Regions from separate parts of the Mus musculus genome. Here region 2 is linked to region 1. The links are chromatin loops, found by intact Hi-C in ENCODE. Cell type or tissue: left cerebral cortex. All regions are shown on one strand.

Region 1 (8,000 bases):
GGGTCAGTCCCTCCTCCCTGTGGTCTGAGGAATGTCATTAGCCCCTCCCTTCCACAGGGGAGGGGTGCCTGAGTTCTTTATGACCATTTGCTTCCAGGAGGGGAGGGGTCTGGTAGGATTTCTAAAGTTCCTGAGCTGACCTTTTCAGAGGTAAGTCCTGAAGTCCCTTAGTATATTGAAACCCCAGCCTTAGAGAGACATATCCTTAATTTCTCCCAGCCTCCTGCTGGCCTGTTTGCACTCAGAATGAAATTAAGGGGGTCCTAGAACAGCAGTGGCAGATTCCTGACAGATCCAAAAGAACCATCCGAAGTCTGTGACCTGGGTCTGCACTCTAGGAAGCCAGACAAGCAGGGTAGGCCTGTACCTTCCCAGAGTCTCTCAGCTGCTGAGCCCTACCACAGGAAGACCAGCTCAAGCCCCTCCTCCTTCAGCAAGTTCCTCTCTCCCACCCCACACCTTCTCCCTCTCTCCCTCCCTTCCAGGACTCACCATGCCTTTCCAGAACCATTTGTTTCTTCCTGTTATACACTGAGAGTGAAGGACAGCTTCCTTCTGCTTCTCTCTGGTCTCTCTAGGCCCTCCAATATCTATCCCAACTAGAGTCCTCAGTCTTGCCAACATGTTTATAGGTAAAACCTGTAAGCACTAACTGAGAAGGCTTAAGGCAGGTGCTGTTGCCACAACACAGATGACATCACAGAGAAGTCCAAGGCATCTCCAGGATACAATAGAATGTCCAGAGGGTGGATTGCTAGGGTCGCCTCCACCAGCCCATACCTATCTACCTAACTAAACCACCAGAAGCCAAGATGCCTTTTCCAGGACACTTCCCTGAGATCCAGTCTTCTACCCCACTCCAAAGCCAGAGATCCCTCCCCTCACTAAGCTACTTGCACTGCTTCGCAGATGACTCACTTGCCAAGCACAGTCCAAGGAATGACTCCTCTTCATGTCCTTGATTTAATAACATGGGAAATGCATTGGTAGGAAAGTAAGTCAAGATGACAGAGAGGAAATATCAGTCCCCCGAAGCCAACAAGCAGCTTGGGGAGATCCACAGGGCTGTGTGTGGATGGTTGGTGACTGAGGGTGTCCTGTCATAACAAAGATGAGTTCTATAGGCAATGAGGAAACTTTCCTAAAGAGCTCTAGCAGAAAACATTCCAGCCATCATGATGTTAGCAAAGGTGTGATCAACTACCCACAGGAGAGCCTGCAGGACACACTAGATGATGTTAGCTATCTCAGGAATGCCCAATTCCAGAGGCAAGGGACAATGCATGGCACACAGAGCTTCATCTCAGCCCAAACCTGGCACACAGAACGGTGTGCACACAGTAAAACAACACAGGAGGCTTTGTGCTAGCTCATTCTGAGAGTCCAGAATTGAGTGTCCCATTCTGGATGTCAACTCTCCCACCTCTCTAGAGCGAGGTGAGTTTCTCAGAAGAAAACCCTGCCTGGTATTTCAACACAGTCTAACCAGAGCACACAACATTTAAGAAGTCCTTCTCTTCCTAGTGACAGTCCCTGTAGATGAAACGGTTGCCCGTGATCAGCCTAGAATACAAATACTCCACAGAGCTAACATACTCTACCCTACACATGCCTCCTGTGCCCTTCCTGAACTTTGTACTCTGTGATGGATGCTTGGACTGTGCTTTTCCCGTGTTGAAGCCCCAATCCAGTAAAAGGGAATGTGACCCTGGTTTGTGAATAGGATCTTTAGAGGCCAGGGTGAGGCCACAGTGCAGTTTGTTGACCTTCCCTGTGACCAGTCAGGCTAAGACTCTGCCGATCAAGGGACATTCTAAAGACTCACATGGGATAGCAGGGAACTCAGGGCTTTTGAGATGAAGACCAATGAAAACAAACACTTCTCATTTTTATCACTCAAGTAGCCTGTGATGGCAAGTCTTGGTTGTCTAGTTGTCTACTTCAGGAATTTACGACAACACAAATACTGGGCACACCTCAGAGGGCTTTTTCCTTAATTAAACCATGTGAAGTGAGACAATCCAATTCTAACCTGGATCTTTGAGGTGGGAAGATAAACCTTTAATCTCTATCTTGAGTGAAGAGCCAACTTTAATCTGGGCCACACCTGGTGCTGGCAGCATATATAAAGAACATGGAAGAAGAAAGCTCTCTCTCCTCTGCTTGCCACCTCTTCACTATTATTAGAGCCAACATCTTCAACATTCTGAATTATAGGCATATACTGAAGACCTGATGAGACATCCAGCCACGTCGGGAACTGCAATACAATAGATTCTTGGATCTTCCTTGATAGGTAACCATTGTTTGATTATACAGCCTATTATTCATTCTAATAAACTCTTGTATCTTTGGGTTCGAGTCTGACCTTTAAAGGCTGAGGCATCTTGTCAGCCCTAAAATGTGTACCTAGGCTGGCCTTGAACTCATTGTCCTCATGCCGCTGGCTCCTTTAGCAAATCTGATTGGCACATGGCACCACAATTAGCCAGATAGATTCTAATACCCCATATACATATACATGGGGTATTATATATGGAGAGAGAAAGAGAGAGAGAGAGAGGGGGAGGGAGAGAGAGAGAAGAGAGAGAAGAGAGCAAGAGAGAGAGGAGAGCAAGAGAGAGACCTAGAGAGAACAAGGGAGGGAATGTGAGACTATTTCTCTAAGTTGTTACTCTAGAAAACCTACACTAACACATAGCAAAACGTGAGGTGAACTCAAGCTACCTCAAGCATATCCAAATACACTGAGGGAATAGGCCAGGCTTATGGTTAAATCTGCTTGGTTATGTAAGAAAATCAAAAGATGCTTCTCCCAGCTCTCTTCTTTTCCCACAGAGGTAAAAACAGTCACATTTGCTTCATGTCCTTGCTTTCAAATACAAATAATGACATCACGGTTTTTGCAGCTCTTTCTAGAAGGCCATCTATTGGGAAGAACATTCTGACACTGACCCACGGGGAGTCATAGCTTGCCCACACAGGCTTCCACAGGAGTTTAGCAGCAAGGTGTCCCTAAAGTGGCATAAAACTCAGTCAGCAAGTGGCATAAAACTCAATCTCTAGTGGAGGAAGAACTGTTCCAGCCAGTCTGATTGTCTGTGCTGGGAGTCAGGTGACTTGAATCCAGTAACTGTGTCAACACACCAAACACACACACACAAACACACACACACAAACAGACACACACGAGTGTGCACACATGCACAGAAACAATATAAGGGAGAGAAGATAAAGTAGGATAGACTAGTGAATCGAGAAGGCAAGGTGTGGAGGATGCCTGCAGAGATGAGAATTAAAGAGGGAGGCTTGGAAACCATCGTGTCCTGGTAGTTTGAGCTAACTTGCCAATGTGAACAATGAAGTGTGTGACAACACAACTCTATGTGCTAAGCCCCTGCTACACAACAAAGAATCCATTGCATGTGATTGTTTCTCAGCTCTTTGGCCTGTCATGAAGACTTGAAGCGTCTTCCCTAGAAACAGAGATGCAACAGCCGAGGGACAGCACCTTCTCTACACTCCACTTCTTCACAGTCTAACCTGAACACAGTGAGGTATGATGAGGAGTAAACTAACAGATGAGACCTACCTGGATGCTTCTGAAAACTCAGGCTGTGGAGGTCAATTTTCATATAGGTCTGTAGAGAGGTGGACATGGTTTCCTCTGGCTCCCATAGCACATGCTTCAAGAGACCAAGGCCGCAGCCTCCTCAGACATATTCACAGCTGCATCGGCTCTAACTTGGCTTCAGAACATTGAAGAATGTGCTTTCAGAGAAACACATGGCAAAGTCTACATGTGTTCACATGATATAGATGCCCTGATTCCTGTCTAGGCCACACTGCACATGGTTGTAGACAGAGCAGCCATGTAGAGGTATACCATGGTCACTACACTCATGAGTCATTCACAGCCCAGAGATCCAGAGGTGACAGCTAAGAGCAAGTCTTTGTGCTGGCCACTGGCTCACCCAGTGCTTTCTGCACTCAAGAACTGTCTGCCACCCAAATCTGGTGACTCAGAAACCTAAGGTCATAAGACTTGGACAGAGCAGTTGTCTTGTCCTCTTATTAGTGTCAGATAGCCACTGCTCCTAAAGGAATCCACTGGGCAGGAAGTACAGTGATTTCCTGCCCTGAGTTGAGGCCACTTCACTAACCTGTCCCTTCTTCATGGCTTCTTCGCCCAACAATAAGGATAAAAGCCAGGAGCTCTCAGCAAACATCTGTGCCCTTCCCAGCTCTTGATTTCTGAGATAAATGAACTCATGTTCTGGATAAGTTGACTTTCTGCAACTATGGCAAGGACAGAAGTCCAGTTGCTTCTCAGAGGACCCAGCTCCTGATTCCCATTTCTGGAAAGCCCAGCTCCAGCCCACCTCCTCCAGGAAGCTCCCAGGTTTTGCCCAGAGCTCACTGCACCCTGCCACCATCACGTATCTCTTGCTGTTTATCATGCGTCTGAAGGCCAGCACCCGTCTGCTCCTCTCTGGTGTCTCTGTGCTCTCTGTCCTCTCTCCCAAGTAACCTGCTCAGTGTTGCCAACGTGTCCATGGCACTGAACAAACACACCAAGAGCAGTTGTCACTACTACACTGTGACATCACAGAGTACAACAGGGCCCCACAGGATACAGTAGAATCATCAGGACCTCAAATTCCTAGGTGCTTTCCCAGTAATGCTTCAGGCAGGTTTCCTTGGTTCTATAGCTCCTGGTTTCAAATACAAAATAACAACAAACACTGAAAAATCTCTCAAATTGAGTAAAGAAATAACAGCAATGTATTCCATGACTACATCAGTGGAGAGTTCAACATAACTGAGCAATGGGAAACCAGGACTGTGTCCTGGCCTCTGTAGTCTAGACCTGTCTCACAGGCAGGTGTAGGCACACCTTGGAATCCTCCATAGAAACAGAGTGAGGAAGAATGTCTGCTGAGGAGCCCACACAGCGCTGTTGAGGCCTCTCAGTGCAGGTAGCAATGGACTCCAAATTCCCCATCCAGGGAGTTCCTGCTGAGGACATTGGTCCTGTCTTACTGTGGAATCCGCAAGTTCCTGCAGGCATCTGTCTAAGGGACAAAGACTCATTCTTCTCAGCACCAGAAGGACAGGAGGACAAGGTCAGGAATGCTGCCCTCCTGCAGTGAGCTATGTGACAAAGGCCATATGGAATAAGTTTGTGTTGAAACCAGGGTCGTCCTGTTGTTGGGTCCCTGCTGGCCTTGTGCAACATCTTGAGGAGCTCAATTTTGATCTTTATTGGGATTCCCATGATAATGTCCTGGGACATACCTGGAACCAGCCGGACCTAGGTCGGAGAGCTGGATTCACAGAGTGGAGGGATCACTACTGATTCAGGATTGCAGCCTTGGGACCTGAGGCCCTGCTCTATCACGTGTCAACTGGATGCATTCCTTTCATCATTTTCCTTCCATGCATACTAGGTTGATGTCCAAGGAGCCATGTTTCTGGATGAGCAGTGTCTGTATAGCCCATTTGATCACTGCACGCAAATTCAGCTCAGTCATCTCCCATGGGAGTCAAAAGCAGAGATAGATTCATGCCGCAGACCCTCTGGGTCCCTGTGTCTGCGTGGAACGGGTCTCCTGGGTAGGTGGGCAAAGCTTAGGAATTGACAAACAGACGCACACAGGAGAGGTGTTGAATCTGAATGTAATGTCAGGTCGAGCATCAGACTATTTTATTATCCTGAGCTTTTGTTCCTGCCGGCAAGAACACACTCAGTGACAACCGGAATCTTCTGCGGCAAAAAGCTTTATTGCTTACTTATCAGGAGGGAAGACCCCAAACCGGGAAAATGGCGCTGCTTATATAGCCCGCAGCATGACGTTTCAGCACCTGATGTGGCGTGACAGCTCCTGATTCGTTGCTCGCCCATCACCCCATTACTACGCTGTGAGATGGGCAGTGACTAGGCGTGAGTTCACTCTTGCACTTGCGCATAAGGCTTGTTTACTAGTTAGGCGCAGTGGAAGCCAGAGCCATCTTATAATGGCGATTGCTCACGGCACTCACGCGATTGCTCACGGCACAGCTCTCCACATTTTGTAATATAGAGAATATCAGGGATTGCAAGTCACATCAGGCAAGGTACATTGAAGTTTTCCAGATACAGGGGAATTACTGTGAAAGGAATTTCAGGAACCAGATAAATGTTTACAATAGAGATTAGCAGCTCTGTCTAGGATCAGCCTAGTGACAGGCAAGAATTTCATACTTTAGTGTTAATAGCACCAGGGCGTTTTTACTCTTGGCAGGCCTCAAGAATAATGTAGTGTCACAGACCCCTAAATTCCTAGGCCTTGCTAATTCTTGTCTGGAGAATCTCCATTCATCAGGAGAGTATATCAACTTGCTCTAGGCATGGAATGTAGCCTGTGCTAAAGATTTCTATCTCAGTGAGATTCCCAGGCTCTTTCTGCAGACCAGTTGAGTTAATGGCCTCGTGTATTATAATGCTTAATTAGTTACTGAATAGGTTAAACTCTTTGCTGTTATCTGGGATCTTGGAACACTGGGGGAGGCTTTAGCTATGTCAGAATTCAATCTTAAAAGGCACTTATAATAGGGTAATACTAAATAGAGAGCACATGGATCCATACACTAGACTAACGCGGGAGTGGAAAATTAATGTATGGGTTAGAACGCCAGACTCCAGGAGGAGAGCTTCCTTGAAACTCTTTTTTCCTCATGAGCAGCTTTTAGGCATCCCTGCCTGACAGGCTGACTTGACCAGAGTGCGTGGCAGATTCAGTCTTTGAGAAACCTTAGGCAGCAGGAACCCTGCCTGTGATCATAAAGAACCTTGCTTAGCTTAGTCCTAGAAGACAACAAATCAATCAGGCTGGAAATGCAGGTTCAGAGCTACCAATGTCCCTATCAGAACCCTCAGAGGCAGGCTGCCACCCCTTAGAAGGGATGTGTGCATATCCCCTTTCCTGACTTCTGTCCACCTCTTAGAAGTTCTAAGGATTGATTGTGCTAGGGCTTTGAATGTCTAGAAAGCAAGCAAGAGCCCACTATGTTCTAAGTAAAGGACACAGATTACAACAGACTCAGAAAGGCAAAGACCAAAATAATTCCAATGATCAGTGAGAGCTCATGTTGGCCTAGATGTGTGCTTCATGCCTAGATGCAGGGATATTTCCAAACAGAGTGGGAACACACGGTGTGCCGAGACTGTAAAGGTGTCAGCAGTGGAGAAGCATGGGGAAGTGAATGCTGCAGAGTTTGAGCAAGGACCCAGTGTCCTGTGACAGAGGTGGGTGCTGATCTCAGCCCTAGGCTGACAGCTCTGCTGTGCCTTGTGTCAGGGCTTCTCCCATGCTAAGCCTCCTCACCCTAGGTTCTGCTCACCTCTCTTTAACTTCACCTGGATGTAACCTGTAAGTTTTATTGTGGTAGTGGTAGAAGTTGTGTTTTCAACTTAGGGTCTTACTCTGTAGCCTCGAGTGGCCTGGCACTTCTGTGTAGAACAGCCTTGAATGCACAGAGATCTGCCTGCCTCTGCCTGTTGAGCGCTGGGGTTAAAGGTGTGTCCTGTGCATCAGGCTTCCATTCACTTCTTTATCTCTCCATTGCACATGTGTTCCCACATTTTCTTGGTACTTAGTCCTTAAACTTCTTGCTAAGTATCTTACCATGTGGCAGGACAGTAGGCCACCCTGCTGCTACCTGGTGGTTTCTCTTGTCAACCTCAGTGTTATCCAAGTGCAGCTTTGGGACTTAGCAACCAACTTTCCTTTCTTAACACAAAGTGTCTATTTTGAAAGTAACACACAGTTGGAGGGGGCAGGGGCCTTAGTAGAGCTTTGGAGACAAAAGATCCATTGGTTCTTTAAGCAATAGGCCTTTGACACTGCAAACCTATATCATCGGAAGTCTCTCTGTATTGGACTGTGAAAGGCAGTCTGTGTTCTGGTTGAATGAGGCTTACTCCAGAGACCCAATAGAAAGTTCTACAAGGGACAGAA
Region 2 (8,000 bases), 62 kb after region 1:
TACCATAAATAGCTGCTTGGCTGGTCTGGTTTGTTCTTGTGTTAGGATGTTTGCTGCTGTGGTTTGGAACTTCTAGGAGTGGCTTTATTCCCCTTCTGAGCATCTCCCTTGACACAGATAAAGTCCTGGGTATTACAAAATTTGGCCTGGACAAAGATGGAGAACATGTTACTGCTTTGAGATGACAGACGACTGTCTTTTTGATACAGTTGAGCAGAAAGGCTTCTGATGCTGTAGGTTTGCAGTGTCAAAGGCCTGGTTAAAGAAGCAATGGGACTTTTGTCTCCAAAGCTCTACTAAGGCCTCTGCCCATTCCATCTGTGTGTTACTTTCATAATAGACATTTTGTGTTAAGAAAGGAAAATTGGATGCTAAGTCCCAAAGCTGCACTTGGATAACACTAAGGTTGACAAGAGAAGTCACCAGGTAGCAGCAGGGTGGCCTACTGTCCTGCCACATGGTAAAATATTTAGCAAGAAGTTTAAGGACTAAGTATCAAGAAAATGTGGGAACACATGTGCAATGGAGAGATAAAGAAGTGAATGGAGCAGGGTATGGTGGCGCATGCCTTTAATCCCAGCACTTGGGAGGTAGAGGCAGGCAGATTTCTGAGTTCGAGGCCAGCCTGGTCTACAGAGTGAGTTCCAGGACAGCCAGGGCTACACAGAGAAACCCTGTCTCGAAAAACCAAAAAAAAAAAAAAAAAAAAAGTGAATGGAAGCCTGATGCACAGGACGCACCTTTAACCCCAGCGCTCAACAGGCAGAGGCAGGCAGATCTCTGTGTATTCAAGGCTGTTCTACACAGAAATGCCGGGCCACTCGAGGCTACAGAGTAAGACCCTAACTTGAAAACACAACTTCTACCACTACCACAACAAAACTTACAGATTACATCCAGGTGAAGTTAAAGAGAGGTGAGCAGAACCTAGGGTGAGGAGGCTTAGCATGGGAGAAGCCCTGACACAAGGCACAGCAGAGCTGTCAGCCTAGGGCTGAGATCAGCACCCACCTGTCACAGGACGCTGGGTCCTTGCTCAAACTCTGCAGCATTCACTTCCCCATGCTTCTCCACTGCTGACACCTTTACAGTCTCGGCACACCGTGTGTCCCCACTCTGCTTGGAAGTATGGCCTGCATCTAGGCATGAAGCACACTAGGCTAACATGAGCTCTCACTGAACATTGGAATTATTTTGGTCTTTGCCTTTCTGAGTCTGTTGTTCTCTGTGTCCTTTACTTAGAACATAGTGGACTCTTGCTTGCTTTCTAGACATTCAAAGCCCTAGCACAATCAATCCCTAGAACTTCTAAGAGGTGGACAAGTCAGGAAGGGGATATGCACACATCCCTTCTAAGGGGTGGCAGCCTGCCTCTGAGGGTTCTGATAGGGACATTGGTAGCTCTGAACCTGCATTTCCAGCCTGATTGTTTTGTCGTCTTCTAGGACTAAGCTAAGCAAGGTTCTTTATGATCACATGCAGGGTTCCTAAGGTTTCTCAAAGACTGAATCTATCTCTGCTTTTGACTCCCATGGGAGATGACAGAGCTGAATTTGTGTGCAGTGATCAGCTGGGCTATACAGACACTGCTCATCCAGAAACATGGCTCCTTGGACATCAACCTAGTATGGAGGGAAGGAAAATGATGAAAGGAATGCATCCAGTTGACACGTGATAGAGCAGGGCCTCAGGTCCCAAGGCTGCAATCCTGAATCCATAGTGATCCCTCCACGCTGTGAACCCAGCTCTCCGACCTAGGTCCGGCTGGTTCCAGGTGTGTCCCAGGACATTATCATGGGAATCCCAATAAAGATCAAAATTGAGCTCCTCAAGATGTTGCACAAGGCCAGCAGGGACCCAACAACAGGACGACCCTGGTTTCAACACAAACGTATTCCATATGGCCTTTGTCACATAGCTCACTGCAGGAGGGCAGCATTCCTGACCTTGTCCTCCTGTCCTTCTGGTGCTGAGAAGAATGAGTCTTTGTCCCTTAGACAGATGCCTGCAGGAACTTGCGGGTTCCACAGTAAGACAGGACCAATGTCCTCAGCAGGAACTCCCTGGATGGGGAACTTGGAGTCCATTGCTACCTGCACTGAGAGGCCTCAACAGCGCTGTGTGGGCTCCTCAGCAGACATTCTTCCTCACTCTGTTTCTATGGAGGATCCCAAGGTGTGCCTACACCTGCCTGTGAGACAGGTCTAGACTACAGAGGCCAGGACACAGTCCTGGTTTCCCATTGCTCAGTTATGTTGAACTCTCCACTGATGTAGTCATGGAAATACATTGCTGTTATTTCTTTACTCAATTTGAGAGATTTTTTTCAGTGTTTGTTGTTATTTTGTATTTGAAACCAGGAGCTATAGAACCAAGGAAACCTGCCTGAAGCATTACTGGGAAAGCACCTAGGAATGTGCGGTCCTGATGATTCTACTGTATCCTGTGGGGCCCTGTTGTACTCTGTGATGTCACAGTGTAGTAGTGACAACTGCTCTTGGTGTGTTTGTTCAGTGCCATGCACGTTGGCAACACTGAGCAGGTTACTTGGGAGAGAGGACAGAGAGCACAGAGACACCAGAGAGGAGCAGACGGGTGCTGGCCTTCAGACGCATGATAAAACAGCAAGAGATACGTGATGGTGGCAGGGTGCAGTGAGCTCTGGGCAAAACCTGGGAGCTTCCTGGAGGAGGTGGGCTGGAGCTGGGCTTTCCAGAAAAGGGAATCAGGAGCCAGGTTCTCTGAGAAGCAACTGGACTTCTGTACTTGCCATAGTTGCAGAAAGTCAAGTTATCCAGAACATGGACGTCCTTCCCAGTGGATTCCTTTAGGAACAGTGGCTATCTGACCCTAATAAGAGGACAATGCAAATGCTCTGTCCAAGTCTTATGTTAGGTTTCTGAGACAGCAGATTTTGGTGGCAGACAGTTTCCTACTGCAGGAAGCACTGTGTGAGCCAGTAGAACAGCAGAAAGACTTGCTCTTAGCTGCCACCTCTGGATCTCTGGGCTGTGAATGACTCATGAGTGTAGTGACCATGGTATACGTCTACATGGCTGCTCTGTCTACAACCATTTGCAGTGTGGCCTAGACCGGAATCAGGGCATCTATAACATGTGAACACATGTAGACTTTGCCATGTGTTTCTCTGAAAGCACATTCTTCAATGTTCTGAAGCCAAGTTGGAGCCGAAGCAGCTGTGAATATGCCTGAGGAGGCCGTGGCCTTGGTCTCTCGAAGCATGTACTACGGGAGCCAGAGGAAACCATGTCCACCTCTCTACAGACCTATATGAAAGTTGACCTCCACAGCCTGAATTTTCAGAAGCATCCAGGCAGGTCTCATCTGCTAGTTTACTCCTGATCATGCCTCACTGTGTTCAGGTTAGACTGTGAAGAAGTGGAGTGTAGAGAAGGTGCTGTCCCTCAGCTGCTACATCTCAGTTTCTAGGGAAGACGCTTCAAGTCTTCATACAGGCCAAAGAGCTGAGCAACAATCACATGCAATGGATTCTTTGTTGTGTAGCAGGGGCTCAGCACATCAAGCTTTGTTGTCTCACACTTCATTGTTCACATTAGCAACTTCTCTCAAACCACCAGGACACAATGGTTTCCAAGCCTCCCTCTTTAGTTCTCATCTCTGCAGGCAGCCTCCACACCTTGCCTTCTCAATTCACTAATCATCCTTCTTCATTCATCTCTCTCTTGTATTGATTCTATGCATGTGTGCACACTCGTGTGTGTGTTTGTATGTGTGTTTTTGGTGTGTTCACACAGTTACTGGATTCATGAAGTCACCTGACTCCCAACACAGACAGTCAAACTGGCTGGAACAGTTCTTCCTCCACTAGAGATTGAGTTTTATGCCACTTGCTGACTGAGTTTTATGCCACTTTAGGGACACCTTGCTGCTAAACTCCTGTGGAAGCCTGTGTGGGCAAGCTGTGACTCCCTGTGGGTCAGTGTCAGAATGTTCTTCCCAATAGATGGCCTTCTAGAAAGAGTTGCTGTAGCTGCCTGCAGCCATGTGAACTGGGTTCCCCTGAAAGGCAGGCTGGGGTTAAAAAAGATCAGAAGGCAAGAAAAGAAGGAGGCTAAGACAAACCTTTCTGTTCAAAGCCTCTCAAGTTTACTGAGAGCCTGTGCTTATAAAGTGGGTAGGCACATCCCCCGCCAGCCCATTCTTGGTGCCTGGAGCCAGCCCATAGGTGATCTACAGGGTGTGTCTCCAGAACTTCTCAAGGATCTTTCAGCAGGAAGCAGAGTCTTGGAGGAGAGCAAATAGAGCCATCAAGGTCAGAAGGCTCTACCCTAGGTAATCTCCTTCTTAGTGGCAGCAAGGTCAAAGTCTGGATCAGCCCGATTCAAGGCTGAGGGAGGCTACAAGTTGCAAAAACTTTGATTTTGTTATTTGTATTTGAAAGCAAGGACATGAAGGAAATGTGATTGTTTTTATCTCTGTGGGAAAGGAACAGAGCTGGGAGATTTTTTATTTTTCTTACATAACCAGATTTAACCATAACCCTGGCCTATTCCCTCACTGTAGTTGGATATGCTTAAGGTAGCTTGAGTTCACCTTATGTTTTGCTGTGGGTTAGTGAAGGTTTTCTAGAGTAACAACTTAGAGAAATAGTCTCACATTCCCTTCCTTGTTCTCTCTCTCTCTCTCTCTCTCTCTCTCTCCATATATAATACCCCATGTATTTGGGGGTATTAGAATCTATCTGGCCAATTGTGGTGCCACATGCCAATCACATTTGCTAAAGGAGCCAGAGGCATGAGGACAATGAGTTCAAGGCCAGCCTAGGTACACATTTTAGGGCTGACAAGATGCCTCCGCCTTTAAATGTCAGACTTGAACCCAAAGATACAAGAGTTTATTAGAATGGATAATAGGCTGTATAATCAAACAATGGTTACCTATCAAGGAAGATCCAAGAATCTATTGTAGTGCAGTTCCCGAAGTGGCTGGATGTCTCATCAGGTCTTCAGTATATGCCTGTAATTCAGAACATTGAAGATATTGGCTCTAATAATAGTGAAAACGTGGCAAGCAGAGGAGAGAGAGCTTCCTTCTTCCATGTTCTTTATATATGCTGCCAGCACCAGGTGTGGCCCAGATTAAAGTTGGCTCTTCACTCAAGATAGAGATTAAAGGTTTATCTTCCCACCTCAAAGATCCAGGTTAGAATTAGATTGTCTCACTTCACATGGTTTAATTAAGGAAAAAGCCCTCTGAGGTGTGCCCAGTATTTGTGTTGTCATAAATTCCTGAAGTAGACAACTAGACAACCAAGACTTGCCATCACAAGCTACTTGAGTGATAAAAATGAGAAGTGTTTGTTTTCATTGGCCTTCATTTCAAAAGCCCTGAGTTCCCTGCTATCCCATGTGGGTCTTTGGAATGTTCCTTGATCGGCAGAGTCTTAGCCTGACTGGTCACAGGGAAGGTCAACAAACTGCACTGTGGGCTCACCCTGGCCTCTAAAGATCCTATTCACAAACCAGGGTCACATTCCCTTTTACTGGATTGGGGCTTCAACACGGGAAAAGCACAGTCCAAGCATCCATCACAGAGTACAAAGTTCAGGAAGGGCACAGGAGGCACGTGTAGGGTAGAGTATGTTAGCTCTGTGGAGTATTTGTATTCTAGGCTGATCACGGGCAACCGTTTCATCTACAGGGACTGTCACTAGGAAGAGAAGGACTTCTTAAATGTTGTGTGCTCTGGTTAGACTGTGTTGAAATACCAGGCAGGGCTTTCTTCTGAGAAACTCAGCTCGCTCTAGAGAGGTGGGAGAGTTGACATCCACTATGGGACACTCAATTCTGGACTCTCAGAATGAGGTAGCACAAAGCCTCCTGTGTTGATTTACTGTGTGCACACCCTTCTGTGTGCCAGGTTTGGGCTGAGATGAAGCTCTGTGTGCCATGCATTGTCCCTGCCTCTGGAATTGGGCATTCCTGAGATAGCTAACATCATCTAGCGTGTCCTGCTGGTATGCTACAGTCCCTGAAAGACACACTACACACCACATCACTCACTTGTTCTGGGGTACACGAGTAGATGGAAGCAGCCACGGTCCAGATTTCTGGATGATTGTCAATCCAGCTTAATGTGCTCCAGCTCTTTATTTCAGGGCTACCAGTAAGTTTAAACAGGTGAACTGGGTGCTGATAAAGCCCCGGGGAAAGGCACCTTACTAACCTGGTCTTTTGTGCCCTCTCCCTTCCCTTCTCATGTTCAAGTGGATATTGTCTATAAAGCCGGTTGTGTCACCTTTCCTTGTACGGGTCTGTGATTCATGAAGAATGATACCCCAGACTCAAACAGTACGCTACAGCAAAGAGCATCCATCCATCAGAGAACCTACATGCAGGGGTCCACCTTACATCAGGATGGAAGACGGGGGTGTGGGCTTTGCAGGGTCAATTTAAAGCCTTTTAGGGTAGGGGTAGGGGAATTTATACCTTTCTTTCTCTTGATTGGTTCACTCTGCCTCCAAGGATCTAGGGACCTTTGTGATTTGTTAAAGCTCGCGGAATTTGGGCTACTTTTGCTGATTATACTTGGCTCAAGCTAGGTGGTAGGGCAGCGTCTATAGCTCCTGATTTGCTGCCCTTGAGGTTGTCTCAGGCTAGGTGATGGGACAGCTTCCTGAGGGGTGATTTTTTTCCTGGAATTGACTTGTTTTGGACTTTTCCAGTTCTGGGAAACAGAAATGTAGGCTTAGTCTCCTAAACTGCAGTTTGCAGATTGTCATAAAGTCAGCGTGGCTCTGGCTGGTTAGTCCTTTCATCCTAAGGGCATGTGCATTGTCACAGGTGGCTCTGGGTAAAGCAGCAGTGACATGCTGCATAGTCTCTCCATGGTGGAGACATGTTAGATTGTCCCACTGAGAATACCCTTACATAGCCATGTCTTCTCACTAGCCATTCAACTTTTCTCAAACTTGTGTTCAGGAATGGGCCATGACTCCTCCTGTGAGTGTTTGCTCTTAGTGTCTGTGGCTGACCTGGGGAGCCCCAGTCCTTACTACCTCAGGTGTCCTGTGGATAGTTGATCACACCTTTGCTAACATCATGATGGCTGGAATGTGTTCTGCTGGAGCCATTTGGGAAAGGTTCCTCATCGCCCATGGAACTCATCTTTGTTCTGGTAGGACACCCACAGTCACCCACCACCCACACACAGCCCTGTGGATCTCCCCAAGCTGCTTGTTCAGTTCAGGTGACTGATATTTCCTCCCTGTTATCCTGACTTACTTTCCTACCGATTTTCATTTCCCATGTTTTTGAATAAAGGACATGAAGAGGAGTCATTCCTGGACTGTGCTTGGCAAGTGAGTTGTCTTCGAAGCAGTACAAGTAGCTTAGTGAAGGGAGGGGTCTCTGACTTTGGAGTGGGTCTCAGGGAAGTGTCCTGGAAAAGGCATCTTGGCTTCTGGTGGTTTAGTTAGGTAGATAGGTGTGGTTGGTGGAGGCGACCCTAGCAATCCACCCTCTGGACATTCTATTGTATCCTGGAGATGCCTTGGACTTCTCTGTGATGTCATCTGTGTTGTGGCAACAGCACCTGCCTTAAGCCTTCAGTCAGTGCTTACAGGTTTTACCCATAAACATGTTGGCAAGACTGAGGACTCTAGTTGGGATAGAGATTGGAGGGCCTAGAGAGACCAGAGAGAAGCAGAAGGAAGCTGTCCTTTACTCTCAGTGTATAACAGGAAGAAACAAATGGTTCTGGAAAGGCATGGTGAGTCCCAGGAGGGAGGGAGGAAGATGGTGTGGGGTGGGAGAGAGGAACTTGCTGAATGAGGTTGAAAGATACTGACAGAATGTAAAAAAACACAGAAGCCCTGAAATTGGCAAGATAGATGTCAGTGTTAGCAGAACTAGCTTCACTGATTTAGAAAAATAGAGGTGCACAATGCTCTGACCACTCCTTGAACCTGTGTGTCTGCCAATGTTTTGACCGTTCCTTGACCCATGTGTGTGCCCACT

Evidence for each region. Peaks named below come from ENCODE experiments on the same cell type or tissue, not always from the same donor. Only the 100,000 strongest peaks of a DNase experiment are listed, where the experiment ranks them.
Region 2: a loop joins it to region 1, with 33 times the contacts of the local background. A loop is called at or near these places in 10 of 42 quality-filtered maps.

Annotation. Positions count from the first base shown.
Region 1 is chr14:26,320,053-26,328,052 of GRCm38, forward strand. All of the region lies in intron 1 of Gm46445 (a long non-coding RNA gene), which reads left to right. Gm34059 (a long non-coding RNA gene) reads right to left here and starts at 4,624. Exons shown (of 4, transcript XR_874469.1): 1 at 3,593-4,624. In left cerebral cortex, no CTCF peak of the experiment used is centred here; a DNase peak (open chromatin) is centred at 965.
Region 2 is chr14:26,381,628-26,389,627 of GRCm38, forward strand. All of the region lies in intron 4 of 4933413J09Rik (RIKEN cDNA 4933413J09 gene), which reads left to right. Gm52114 (a long non-coding RNA gene) reads right to left here. Exons shown (of 4, transcript XR_003951124.1): 1 at 7,266-8,000; 2 at 6,045-6,141; 3 at 4,920-4,998. Among named protein-coding and RNA genes, the nearest start is that of Gm52114, 5.1 kb to the right of the region's middle. In left cerebral cortex, no CTCF peak of the experiment used is centred here; no DNase peak of the experiment used is centred here.